Linked DNA regions of Homo sapiens: region 1 is linked to region 2. A link is a contact called in ENCODE Hi-C or POLR2A ChIA-PET data. All regions are on one chromosome and are shown on one strand. The core of a region is the stretch at or near the end of the contact, and the rest is flanking DNA. Distances in the headings are between cores, read along the strand shown.

Region 1 (6,358 bases), core at 3,725-6,224, 330 kb before region 2:
AATGAGAACTGATATACATTTGACTCTTTTGTCCTTTTGCAAATTGCAGTGCCCAAATACAGAGATGTTTCTTTAGGTTTGGGCAAGTCTGGTGAGACCATCTGTGACCTGCACACAGATTTGCTAAAGGACTTTTCTTTAAAAAATAGAACAAGGTGAAAATACTGTAAAGAAAAAAAATTTAGGTAGATGAAATTCTTATCCCATGATGGATGATAGGATGGGAAAGACTAACTCCCTTCATACAGGTCTCATGAATAGGAAACAATACCCATAGCGGCATCGATGGATACAGCCAGCAGGTGGCAGCAGGGGGCCGTGCCAGAAGAATTTACTAACTTGGAAAGGCCCTAGCTAAACTGCAACATGGGCCTTTGGGCTTAGGAGACAGCATCTGTGAGTGGTTGGAAGAGGGTATGATGTGTTTCCCAGCAGAAAAAGAAACGTGAAAGGGTCTTCCAGAAGCCCAGGATTAGCATCTGGTGTCTAAAATGAAGGACCCAGGCCGGGCGCGGCAGCTCATGCCTGTATCCCTGCACTTTGGGAAGCCGAGGCAGGTGGATAGCTTGAGCCCAGGAGTTCGAGACCAGCCTGAGCAAACTGGTGAAACCTCGTCTCTACTAAAAACACAAAAATTAGCCAGGCGTGGTGACGGGCGCCTGTAATCCCAGCTACTCGGGAGGCTGAGGCAGGAGAATCACTTGAACCCAGGAGGCAGAGGTTGCAGTGAGCCGAGATCGCACCACTGCACTCCAGCCTGGGTGACAGAGCGATACTCTGTCTTTAAAATAAAATAAAATAAAAGACCCAGAGTTGGGGTTGGTTGGCAGGGAACAGGGATGGATGCAAAAGAAAGGAGGGGTGGCATAGGAGTGAAACCATCCTCAAGGCAAGGAGGAAGGCATAGGAGAAAGAAGGGAGGAGGGTCAGCCTCTGACAAACAAATGGCAGTGCAGAGTAGGAAGCAGGGTAGAAAGGGTGGGGATCATTTATTTTTGTGTGAACTGGGAGTGGCACTAATTTTAAAAAGCTCTGAGGATAAGTGGAAGCAACTGAAATGTCCATGGATGAATAAATGGATAAGCAAAATGTGGTATATACATAGAATGGAATACTATTCAGCCTTAAAAAGGAAGGGGCCGGGCGCAGTAGCTCATGCCTGTAATCCCAGCACTTTGGGAGGCCAAGGCGGGCGGATCACCTGAGGTCAGGAGTTCAAGACCAGCTTGGCCAACATGGCAAAACCTCGTCTCTACTAAAAATACAAAAATTAGCCGAGCATGGTGCCGGGTGCCTGTAATCCCAACTACTAGGGAGACTGAGGTGGGAGAATCGCTTGAACCCAGGAGGTAGAGGTTACAGTGACCCGAGATTGCGCCATTGCACTCCGGCCTGGGTGACAAGAACAAAACTCTGTCTCAAAAAAAAAAAAAAAAAAAGAAAAGAAAAGAAAAGAAAGAAAGAAAGAAAGAGAAAAAGGAAGGCAATTCGACACATGTTGCAACATGGATGAACCTTCAGGACATTGTGACAAGTGAAATAAGCCAGTCACAAAAAAAGATAAATAGTGTATGATCCCACTTATATGATGTACCTAGAGTAGTCAAATTCATAGAGACAGAAAGTAGAAGGTGGTTACCAAGAGCTGAGGGGAAGGGAAAATGGAGAGTTGGTGTTTAATGGATAATGGATATACAGTTTTAGTTGTTTTTTGTTTTCGTTTTTTTTTTGAGATGGAGTCTTGCTCTTGTTGCCCAGGCTGGAGTACAGTGGCGTGATCTCGGCTCACTGCAACCTCCACCTCCTGGGTTCAAGTGATTCTCCTATCTCAGCCTCCCGAGTAGCTGGGATTGCAGGCGCCCGCCACCACACCCAGCTAATTTTTGTATTTTTAGTAGAGACAGGGTTTTGCCACATTGGCCAGGCTGGTCTTGAACTCCTGACCTCAAGTGATCCACCTGCCTCAGCCTCCCAAAGTGCTGGAATTACAGGCATGTGCCACCGCACCTGGCCTTACAATTTTCGTTTTGCAGGATGAAAATGTTCTGGAGATTGGATGCACAACAATGTGAATATATTTATCGATACTGAACTATATCCTTATAAAGAAATGATTAGGATAGTACATGTTGGTAGGGGTGGTGGCTCAGGCCTTTAATCACAACACTTTGGGAGGCTGAGGCAGAAGGGTCACTTGAGCCCAGGAAGTCAAGACCACCCTGGACAACATAGTGAGGCGAGGTGTCTCACACCTGTAATTGCAGCACTTTGGGAGGCCGAGGTAGGTGGATCACAAGGTCAGGAGTTCGAGACCAGACAGGCCAACATAGTGAAACCCTGTTTCTACTAAAAATACAAAAATTAGCTGGGCGTGGTGGCGGGCACCTGTAGTCCCAGCTACTTGGGAGGCTGAGGCAGGAGAATCGCTTGAATCCGGGAAGCAGAGGGTTGCAATGAGCCGAGATTGCACCACTGTACTCCAGCCTGGGTGACAGAGCAAGACTCAGTCTCAAATAGAGATAATAATCATATTTTTTTTTAATTAGCCAGGCATGGTAGTGCGTGCCTGTGGTCCCAGCTACTCAGGAGGCTGAGGCAGGAGGATACCTTGAGCCCAGGAGATCAAGACTACTGTGAGTCATGATCGTGTCACTGCACTGCTGCACCTGGGTGACAGGGTGAGACCTTGTCTCAAAAAAAAAAAAAAGTACATTTTATGTTAAGTGTGTTTTACCACAAAAAAAAAAACAAAAAACTCTCCAGCCCAGCCTGACCAACATGGTGAAACCCCGTCTCTACTAAAAGTACAAAAATTAGCCAGGCGTGGTGGCGCGTGCTTGTAATCCCAGCTACTCAGGAGGCTGAGGCAGGAGAATCACTTGAACCAGGGAGGCGGAGGCTGCAGTGAGCCGAGATTGCACCACTGCACTCCAGCCTGGGTGACAGATCGAGACTCTGTCTCAAAAAAAAAAAAAAAAAGAAGAAGAATTAGATTCCATTCCAGGCAATGTGGTAGAACAGGACGCAACATCAAATTAGTATAAATAATAATAATACCTCACATTTAAATGGCACTTTACAATTTACACAGTTCTATTGTGAAATACCTTACCTTGTTAAGTTCTCCTAGCAACTAGGATGGAGTGGGGTGGGTCTCTGTGTTCAAAGTGCATAGGCTATAGGAAGGGTGATTAGGAAAGTGGAGGATGAGTGGGCTAACAAGGCATAGAGAGACAAATGCTAGAATTGATGAGTGAATACAGAAGAAATGGAATAGAAAGATGCAAAACAACCAGCTCATGATCTACCTGATTCCTCTGTTTTTCCTTGGATGTGATAGGGGGTAACCATACTCTTGTGTATTCAAATGTTTCCTACTGTTTCTAGGCCCCGTTTTTCATAAGCTCTGTTCCAAGAAGCAGTACTGCTTCCTAGTCAAAGGTGCCCCAGTGTTCAAAGTTTGGCCCTACCCCTTCCTGATTACATGATCTTGCGCAGGTTACTATCTCTCGGCTTTAGTTCTCTATGTGATAATAATAGTTCCTGCCACCTCTAAGCCTTCAATACATATTTTCTCCATTTCATTTTCTCAGCCCTGTAACCTCAGGATCAAATGCTGCCTACTGACTGAAGTGACAAAGAATACCTTTTTGAGGTTTTTCTTCTTTCAACTTGTCCTACCATAGTATTATCGGGAAGATCCCCCAATATCATCCCCCAATATCATTAAGTAGGAAGAGAAATTGTTTGCAATATATAGGTTTCATGTTAAGTAAAAATTGTTGACGTCAAGGGTTTAGAAGAAAACAGTTTGACTGGAGTCAAAAGTCACTTTTCTTCTAAGTCACTTTTCAGAGGTGAGATGGAAACCTTGAGGTATGTTTCTGGCAAGTGATCTCCAACAATTTCTCTAAAGTATCTGATTAGAATAAGTAGGGAGACATTATAGGTAATAAGGTAGATATTTTCCTTAATCCAACCCCTAGAATTTAAACCATATTGAGCACCAGGAAAATTTCGCTCTGCAATTTCCCGAGGCATTTTACTTGTTACATTGGGTACATTATGACCTGTTGAAGATGGTGGTTTTCAGTTCCTTCCATTTAATGAGTCTTTACATTCTAATTAAAACCGAAAGTGGAATTCCTCACTTCTTCTGTTTGTTAATGATATAAATTATCTTAGCTGCTATGAAAATAAAAGGACTTCCTTCATTTGGATTGCTCAAACACTGATATTCACGCTCACTTGGAGGTATCTGGAAACATTATCTAAATGAGATTATTTTATCCAGAGAGAAAATTCTTAGCTTTAAAAGCTATTTAACTAAGATGGCTTGATATATTTTATGACTAACGCAACTGGGCCAACCTGTATCTTATGTTTAGTCAATGCAAAATGAAACAAAAATCCAGTGCCAACCAGATTAAATTGCAAAACATGCACACAGTATTTTGGATCAGGAACTAAACTTGTGTGGTTAATGACTAATTTCCTACATCCTCTGAGGCATCTACATGCTTGGATTTTTTTAGAATGGCTGGGCTTCATTTGTCACAAACTTGCCTCTTGAAGCAAAGCACACAGTAGACCTCCAAAAACTAGGCTTTAAATCTAGAAATTCTACTTTTTAATTCTTCCAAAGGAAGAATTTCTTTGAGTCATTTCCAGGTCCCTGCAGAGCCAAAAGACACACAGAACATATTCTATAAGCGTGCACAGGCTGTCCAGAGCATTTATCATTGCTCATAGTAAGCTTTGTATCCTGCGTGTTCTGGCTACCTAATTGCTTGGTAATAAATTACCCCAAAACTTCGAGGCTTACAATAACCACCTTATTATGCCCACTAATTTTGTGGGTCAGGAGTTCAGACAAAGCACACAGTGGGAGTCCATTGTCTCTGCTCCACGATGTTTAGGGCCTCAGCTGGGAAGACTTGATGACTGGGGTGACTCAGCGGCTGGGGGCTGGAACCACAAGGAAGTATCTCCATTTACGTGTCTGAATGTTGGCTGGGACCTCAGCTGAGAGTGCTGACTAGAACACCTCTATGTGACCTTTCCATATGGCCTGGACTGTCCCACAGCATGGTGGCCTCAGGATAATCCAACTTTTTACATGGTGAATTAGGGACTCAAAAGTCAAAGTCCCAGGGAAGAAGTCAGGAGCTGCCTCGCCTTTTCTGGCCTAGCTTTGGAAGTCATGCGGCATCATTTCTTCCTCTTTCTAGCGGCTACAAACCAGTCACAATCCTGTCCCAGTTCAAAGAAAAGGTGCATAAGCCACACTTCTCAATGGAAGAAGAATCAAAGAATTTGTGGACATATATTTATTTATTTATTTGAGACAGTCTTGCTCTGTCACCCAGGCTGGAGTGCAAGGGCATGATCTTGGCTCACTGCAACCTCCGCCTCCCAGCTTCAAGTGATTCTCCTGCCTCAGCCCCTCCCCCCACCCAGTAGCTGGGATTACAGGTGCCCACCACCACACCCAGCTAATTTTTGTATTTTTAGTAGAGACGGGGTTTCACCATGTTGGCCAGGCTGATCTCAAACTCCTGGCCTCAAGTGATCCGCCTGCCTGGGCTCCCAAAGTGCTGGGATTACAGGCGTGAGCCACCGCACCCGGCCTGTGGACATGTTTTTAAATTGCCACAACATGTTAAGCTCTATGTGTTTATAGCTGCAAAGTTATGTCATGATTCCCAAATAATAAATCAGACTGGACAAAAATGACGGAAAAAAAAGAACTCCAATCTCAGAGGTGACTGAAAGAAACACTGTAGAATTGCTGTCAGAGACTGAGCTTGGGGCCCTGCATTTAAGATTGATTCAGGAGGGCCGGGTGCAGTGGCCCATGCCTGTAATCCCAGTACTTTGGGAGACTGAGGTGGGTGGATCGTCTGAGCTCAGGAGTTTGACACCAGCCTGGGCAACATGGTGAAACCCCGTCTCTACTAAAAATACAAAAAATTAGCTGGATGTGGCAGTGTGCAGTTGTAGTCCCAGCTACTCAGGAGGCTGAGGCAGGAGAATCACTTGAACCCAGGATGCGGAGGCTGCAGTGAGCTGAGATTGCACCACTGCACTCCAGCCTGGGCGACAGAGTGAGACTCTGGCTCAAAAAAAAAAAATTGATTCAGGCAAACCTATAGGAGCAGGAACTTAAGCGTTTTAAAGGAACATAAGGTCTCCAAATTGCTGTCTGTGGTTAACACTGTCATCCACCTCTCAGGTCTCCCACCAAGGAGAAACTCGTCCCAGTTGCTAGGACAGCTATAGGTAGGCAGCCTTCAGCTCTTGGCCCTTTCAGAGATTGCCTCAGTTGCAGAGTCGCCCCGTTCAAGGTGATGACGCA
Region 2 (6,975 bases), core at 4,210-6,709:
TAAACATATGCTTACCATATGGCTAAGCAATCTCACTCCAGATATTTACCCAAGAGATATGAAAACACAGATCCACAGAAATGCCTGTACAAGAATGTTCACCAGCTTCACTCATAATAACCAAAAAAACCCCAGGGACAATTCAAATGTGCATTAACTGGTCCATCGACAGATAAACTGGAACACTACTCAGCTATCAAAAGGAACAAACTGATACATGCCACAACATAGATGAACCTAAAATGCATTAAGGTAAGTGAAAGAAGCCAGCCACATGATATTCTAGAAAGAACCAAACTAGAAGGAAAAGAGGTCAAGCCTGGGATGAGGAGAAAGACTGAATTATAAAAGGAAACACGGAGTTTTTTGCAGGGGATGAAAATGTCCAATGCTTTGATTGTAGTAGTAGTTACACAGCTATATATTTGTCAAAACTATACAACTATACACCTAAGAAAGATAAATTCCATGGTATGTACATTATACCTTAATCAATTTCATTTGAAAAAATAAAAGGAATGCAGTCACATCAACATAAATATATAATGACCACACATAAAAACACATATAGAAAATTATGTTCAAACATTAACATGTATGGCCAAAGATCATATGGTGCCATAAGGGCATTTTGTTTTATTAAAATACTTCATGAGCACTAATGATAAAGTACTAACAAATATGGAACTCTAATTAATGATATGCCTGTGGAGGTACTTAGGTGTTAAGGGTACTGATCTCTGTAACTTCCTTTGAAATGCACCACAAGAAAATAAATCGAATTGATGGAAGGACAGAGGAATTGGCAGATGGACAGGGGATAAATATAGCAAAGCCTGGGGTAGGCCTTTTATAGTTATTATAAATCTAGGTGGACGTATTATATGGGTGTTCAACCTACAATTCTTTTACTTGTTTTATACAAAAATTTTCATAATAAAATGTCGGGGGAGAAGCTAGATAAAGAACAGCAAAGTAAACTGAAAGTAAGTAGGAAAAAGCAAATAAAAGTAAAAGGAGAAATCAATAAAACAGAAAAATGGTAGAGAAAATTAACAAAGCTAAAACTTCTAAGAAAAGATCAACAAACTTGAAATAAATTTCAGTTTGTACTACTACATGAGACTGGACAGTTTTCATTACTATAATGAGGCTACTCTTGAAAGTAACAGTTCCTAGAAGATTTTTATTATCTCAGAATGACCAGTGAACTTATGGGACCAACCAGAGGTTTCATCCAGGAGACAGAGGGAAAAATATAGTTCCTGAAATAGATTTAAATATGGAGAAATAGGGCAGAAATTCAAGTTGCTTTCTGCTGTTTTCTGCTTCCAACCCTGGGAGTTTGGAGAGCTGTCTAGGAGTGAGTCAATGTGCTCCTGTCTTCCCATCCCATCCTGCTCGCATGCTCATTGCCGTCTCCTATTTCCTTGCAATTCCTCTCAGCAGATATTTCAAGTAGTGGATCTTAACCAAAGATGGGCATCAGAACCCTCTGGAGTGTCACTCAAAATGCACATAACCAGGCCTACCCCAGGCTTTCTGAAACAATTTCTAGAGTGGGGCCTACTCATGAGTATTCTGACAGATCCACAGGTAACTATGTAATACATCTCTGGTTAACAACCACATTAAATTAAAAAAAACTGTTTTTATGGATAATAACAACAATAAAAATAGTGATATCATTTGTTGTTTCCTTTATGCCAGGCACCCTTTTAGGTGCTTTACATGGATCAACTCATTAATTTCTGAAAATTCAGTTTTATCATTAGCCCCATTCTACAACAGGTAGAGAGGCCAACCAATGTGTACACAGTGATAGCTAGTGAGGGAAGCGGCCAGAATTCCAGCCCAGGCTATGTGGCTCCACAGTCCATGCTCTTAGCCACTTGTATGTGGATGAATAACAAAGCTCCTTCCTCTGCCCAGGTCCAAAACAATCAGTGCAATATTTATTGAATGTCTTCCACCAGTCCCACACTGGAACAAGTCAGAACAAGATGTAGGCTCTTATGTCTAGGGGTTGTGTTTGAGCTAAAGAAATGAGCCACTGGCACTTAGCTAGATTTTTTAAAAGTTACCATATGAAATGCATAGCTATATTATTTAAAGTTACAAATGTAACCAATAAAGGAACTAAAAATAAGCATATAACAAACTTGTGAAGAGCTGGGGAGTGGAGGGCCAAAGTGTGAGGGAAATCCTTACTTTTCATAGAGAGAAGATAAAACTGAAAACCCGCAAAATGCAGATATAAAGGCATTCCCTAAACCTATGGAGGTGCTCACCAGAACCAAAAGAGAAATCTTTAGAAGAAGCTGCCCTTGGGAGGTGTGATTGGGAATGCACCTAAGATTACCTTTTAGCCTATACTGTTCTGCACTCTTAGACTGAATATATAAATGTCTGTATTTTAATATAATATAGTTTTTCTTAGGGAATTGGGACTCAGGAGGGTAGACTGTGCCTGAATTTGCTTTTCCTCCCTTCTGGGATAGCACTGAAATGAGAACAAGACACACAGTCATTACAATTCCAGGCATCACTGGAAAAAAGCAAGCATACCATCAGCACATCAGAAATCCTGATGAATCTCTAAGCAGCAAATAGGGAATTACACTGAGCAACAAAGAGGTTATCATCACCCAAAACATTCCTGGGGGAAGCTAGAGTGGTGGGAGCCACAAATGCCAGCACAGGGAGGATCTCAGAGAGTGTGTGCTGAGGAGTGGGTTCTGGAGGAAGCCATCTGAGGAGTCACCTGTAGGTCCTTGGGGCCAGCACCTGACTACAGCTGATGCTCTGAAATTAATCTCTAACGAGCAGTGCTTTTCAAGCTTTACTGTGCCTATGGGGTCCCTGGGGAGCTTGTTGAAATGCACATTCTCTTTCAGAAAATCTAGAGTGGGGCCTGATTCTGATTTTCTACTTAGTGCCCCAACAATGCCCAGGCAGGGATCACCCTCTGAAGAGTAATAGCATTCTAAACAGGCTTCTTTGCCATGGGCCAGTGAAGGGGGTACTATGAAGGGGAGAGAAAGAGTAGACCAGTGTATCTGAAGAGTTTCTGGATCCTTGTAGGTAGCCCACAGGAAAAATAGACAAGGAAAAAGCAGTTCTATGCAGGACTAAAATACGGTTCACTGAAGTATTCCACCCTGGGAGTAATGTCCTCTCAAGTGTGTTTTTTTTTTTTGAAAAAGTAAAGAGATAATAACAAAAACAAGAGTTGAGTAGGAAGGACGTATTGAAAAATGGAGGAATCTGATAACAAGTAGTATGAAGTCAGATTTGTAAGAGTCTGAGAAGAAATAAGTAGAGAAAACAGAAAATGGTGTGAGGTTTACAGTGTTAACCACAAAGTGAAAGCAGGCAAGAACGTGGTGGGTACCTGGCTGGGTAAAGGTCACTGGCAAAGCTTTGGTGTCCATAGTGACTCAAAACAAACAAACAAACAAACAAAAAACAAACAAAAAAACAGGTACGATAATCTACCTTAGGCTAAAAAAAAAAGGCCAAATTTCAGCCTGAAAGGGCCCACAGTATGCCCAATAAAGAGAAAATGCTGACATCTATTAATACATCTACTATGGTGAAAATACAAAAGGCCAAGAAGGTGGGAGAATAAGTCTTAAAAGCTTCCAGAAAGGTGGTGGGAGAGGAATGAGAAGGGGCTTGGCACTTCTCACTAACAAGCCAGGAGGCTGGAAGGTAGAAATGGGATCTCAGAACAAGTGGCCACAATCTATGTGAATGCCAAACAAAGAACACAGAGACTGTAACCGGCGGCCAGGCAGAGGCCTCATTTGGACATGACAACAGTTCTGCTCATCAGAGCCTAGGCATGTCCACAAGTCCGAGGCTCTGAGAAGGGCTCCTGAGCACATCCCAGAGGCCAAGCTCTCACCAACCAACCTGGTCTCCTTTCCCCGGCCTGACTCACCTGGCCTGTCCTCACCTGCACAGGTCCGTACCGGGGTCCCCCCATCTGCCATCCAGGACTCTTCACCTGGTCCCAACCTGAAGATCACATCTGGCTTCGCAACTAGATACCCTGTTCGGGGGAAATGACATAGGACTTCGTTATTAATGCTGAGGAATTCCAGAACCTAGGCCCACCCCTGCAGGCTGAAGGTGATGGCCCCATGCACACAGCTATCTGCCCCTCAGTACAGAACATTCACATAGCAAGCAAGGGCACCAATATGCTCTCCAGTGTCCAAAGGAGACTACGAATACTACACAGTGGGCAGTAACCCAAACTCACTGAGGGTGGTAACCCACACTCATTGTTCCTAGGCCCCAGAGCTTGGAGCAGCTGAGAAAGAAACACAGTACTGGAGGCATTCTGCATCACCCTGTGGCACGGTCCCTCACCCACGGACACCAGGTGGCTGTAGTTCTCAAGCATGACATCCCTGTAGAGGTTCTTCTGGGCAGAGTCCAGTTGCTGCCACTCCTCCAGGGTGAAGTCCACAAACACGTCCTTGAAGGTCAATGATTCCTGTAATGGCACATTCCTCTTTAGCACCCCAGGACCAGCCTGGGGCACTGGGACATGGCATCTCACGCACACGGAGGGCTTACTCTGTGCCCTCTAGGAGAAACTTGACAGATGAAGAGCGTGAGGTGCACAGAGCCTAAGTAACTAACCCAGGTCACACAGCCAGGAATGAGGGGAGTCGAATCCACACGGTCTGGTTCCCACACCCACAATGGCCTTTCTTTCTTTTTTTTTTTTTGAGACCGAGTCTTGCTCTGTCGCCCAGGCTGGAGTGCAGTGGCATAATCTTGGCTCATTGCAACCTCTGCCTCCCGGGTTCAAGCGATTCTCCTGCCTCAGCCTCCCGAGTAGCTGGGACTACAGGAGCCCGCCACCACGCCCGGCTAATTTTTGTATTGTTAGTACAGACGGAGTTTCACCATATTGGCCAGGCTGGTCTCGAACTCCTGACCTTGTGATCTGCCCGCCTTAGCCTTCCAAAGTGCTGGGATTACAGGCGTGAGCCATCGCGCCCGGCCTGGCCTTTCTCATATAATTGTTCTTATGCCAGTCACTAGTCAGTTTGGCATAGTATATTACATAGAGTATCTATATGACTAAAATCATTTTGAACTTTATAGGAGAAACAGATAGGGTATGAGAAATATTTTACCCTGGAAATTCATTCATTCAACACATGTTTACTGAACAGAGGCCGGGCTGGTAAGTCCTGTGAAGTAAAGATTGATACAAAACCACACCTCTTGAACTCAAGGAGCTTCAGTTTAGTGGAGGGAGAAAAGTGACACTTAAGACACTCAAGACACTCATAGATGAAACAGAGGCAGGGAGGAAGCCTGCCTCACAGGGACAGTGACAGATGTAGGAAGGGGTCCGGGTGGTCCACAAAGGAGGAAGTCAATCCTGCCTGGGGCTGACAGAGCAGCCTTCACAGGGGACACAGAGCTACAACAAACAGTTCTAAACATAGCTAATCAATCATGAAACAAAGAACAGGAAGCCAGAGGTTTGTGGCCTGGGCAGCTGACTGAAGCAAAAGGGGAAAGGTCTGTGCTTGGCCTTGTCACCACCAAACAAGAACTCACTTCTACAAGCGCCCCAATTCCTTGCAAAGACTAATAACCCGCCTGTTTCTGCTCCAGATCCCATCCTGTCACGCCCACACTTGGTGGCCTTCAATTCAAGCCACTCGCTGCACCCATAAGGCCCAAATCAGCCACAGTGGCACCAGTTTACCCAGCTGTGCAGGAGAGGGGCAGGAAAGCCAGCGTGCCAGAGGGTGGGGACAGGCAGGCTTCTCCAGCAGGAGGGCTTCTCAGAGCAATCCAGGAGCTGTTAGCCCAATCTGCCCCTCCCTCGTGATAGCTCCGGTGCTGGGGAACAAAACCACACTGCTGAGTGCTAGGATGATGTTGCTTGGAAGCCCTAACCTGTTCCATAGACCAGTATCTCTTGTAATGGTCCCAGTGGCATGGCTTCGAGGATCCCAGCAAAAGATGGGCCCAGTTACTTATCACTGAGTGGCAATGTGCTCAGAAAACCCCAATCCATGGCTTCCTACCAGCCAGTCATAGTTTACTCAGTCCTCCAGTCCAGATGCAGTTTGTTTACCAATCCAGAGTCAATTTTATCTGGAGTAATGTCACCTGGTTTGATATTGTGAAATATATATTTGGTTTTTGTCCTGTCTCCTGGCAAGAAGCTCCTGCAACCCTTGGAATAGCCTCTGAAGTGATCAAAGTATCTTTTATATGCTAATGAGATGACTGTTAGCTGGCTGCCCCTAGGTAGCTTCTGGATGGAAGCTGGTCACCAGAAAACCAGACAGGATTAGAAGGTTGGGAATTTCATCTCCATCCTCAAAACTCCTGGGAGGGGAGAGGAGATGAAGGTTGAGTTGATCACCAAGGGCCAATGATGATCATGCCTCTGTGATGAAGCCTCCATAAAAACCCCACTGTGGCTGGGTGTGGTGGCTGGCTCCTGTGATCCCAGCACTAAGGGTGGCTGAGAAGGGAGGATCACTTGAGGCCAGGAGGTTGGGCCTGCAGTGAGCCAAGACTGCACCACTGTTCTCCAGCATGGGGGACAGAGCAAGACCTTGTTTCTCAAAAACAACAATAACGACAACAACCAAAGGGCTGGGTGGGTTCAGACAGCTTCCACACAGCTGAACACTTGGTGGTTCCCGGATGGTAGTGAGTCCAGAGAGGGCATGAAAGGTCCGTGGACCTTCCCACATCCCTTGCCCTATGCATCTCTTCCATCTGGCGGTTCATCTGTATCCTCTGTAATATCCACCCCCCTGCCCCCAGCTTTTTTTTTTTTTTGAGACTGAGTTTCGCTCTTGTTGCCCAGGCTGGAGTGCAATGATGTGGTCTTGGCTCATTGCAACCTCTACCTCCCAGGTTCAAGTGATTCTTCTGCCTCAGCCTCCTGAGTAGCTAGGATTATAGGCATGCACCACC

Evidence for each region. A loop is a pair of places that touch in the nucleus more often than their neighbours do. ChIA-PET counts read pairs that join two places held with the same protein, here RNA polymerase II (POLR2A). Pooled maps may share reads with other maps.
Region 1: a pooled map shows a loop between it and region 2 (2.3-fold over the local background). The contact joins two enhancer-like sites. A Hi-C loop is called at or near these places in 1 of 37 single-sample maps with no recorded cell type and 2 of 50 pooled maps. POLR2A ChIA-PET finds 5 or more read pairs at or near these places in 1 of 52 experiments (OCI-LY7).

Annotation. Positions count from the first base shown.
Region 1 is chrX:46,790,732-46,797,089 of GRCh38, reverse strand. No RefSeq gene overlaps it. Among named protein-coding and RNA genes, the nearest start is that of SLC9A7, 35 kb to the right of the region's middle. RefSeq lists enhancers at 207-256, 347-396. Within about 2 kb of position 4,974, at least 14 of the 41 ENCODE cell types and tissues checked have a DNase peak (open chromatin) inside an H3K27ac peak, as active enhancers do.
Region 2 is chrX:46,460,280-46,467,254 of GRCh38, reverse strand. KRABD4 (KRAB domain containing 4) reads right to left here. Exons shown (of 6, transcript NM_001129898.2): 4 at 4,381-4,507; 5 at 3,947-4,057. Among named protein-coding and RNA genes, the nearest start is that of KRABD4, 16 kb to the right of the region's middle. Within about 2 kb of position 5,459, at least 2 of the 41 ENCODE cell types and tissues checked have a DNase peak (open chromatin) inside an H3K27ac peak, as active enhancers do.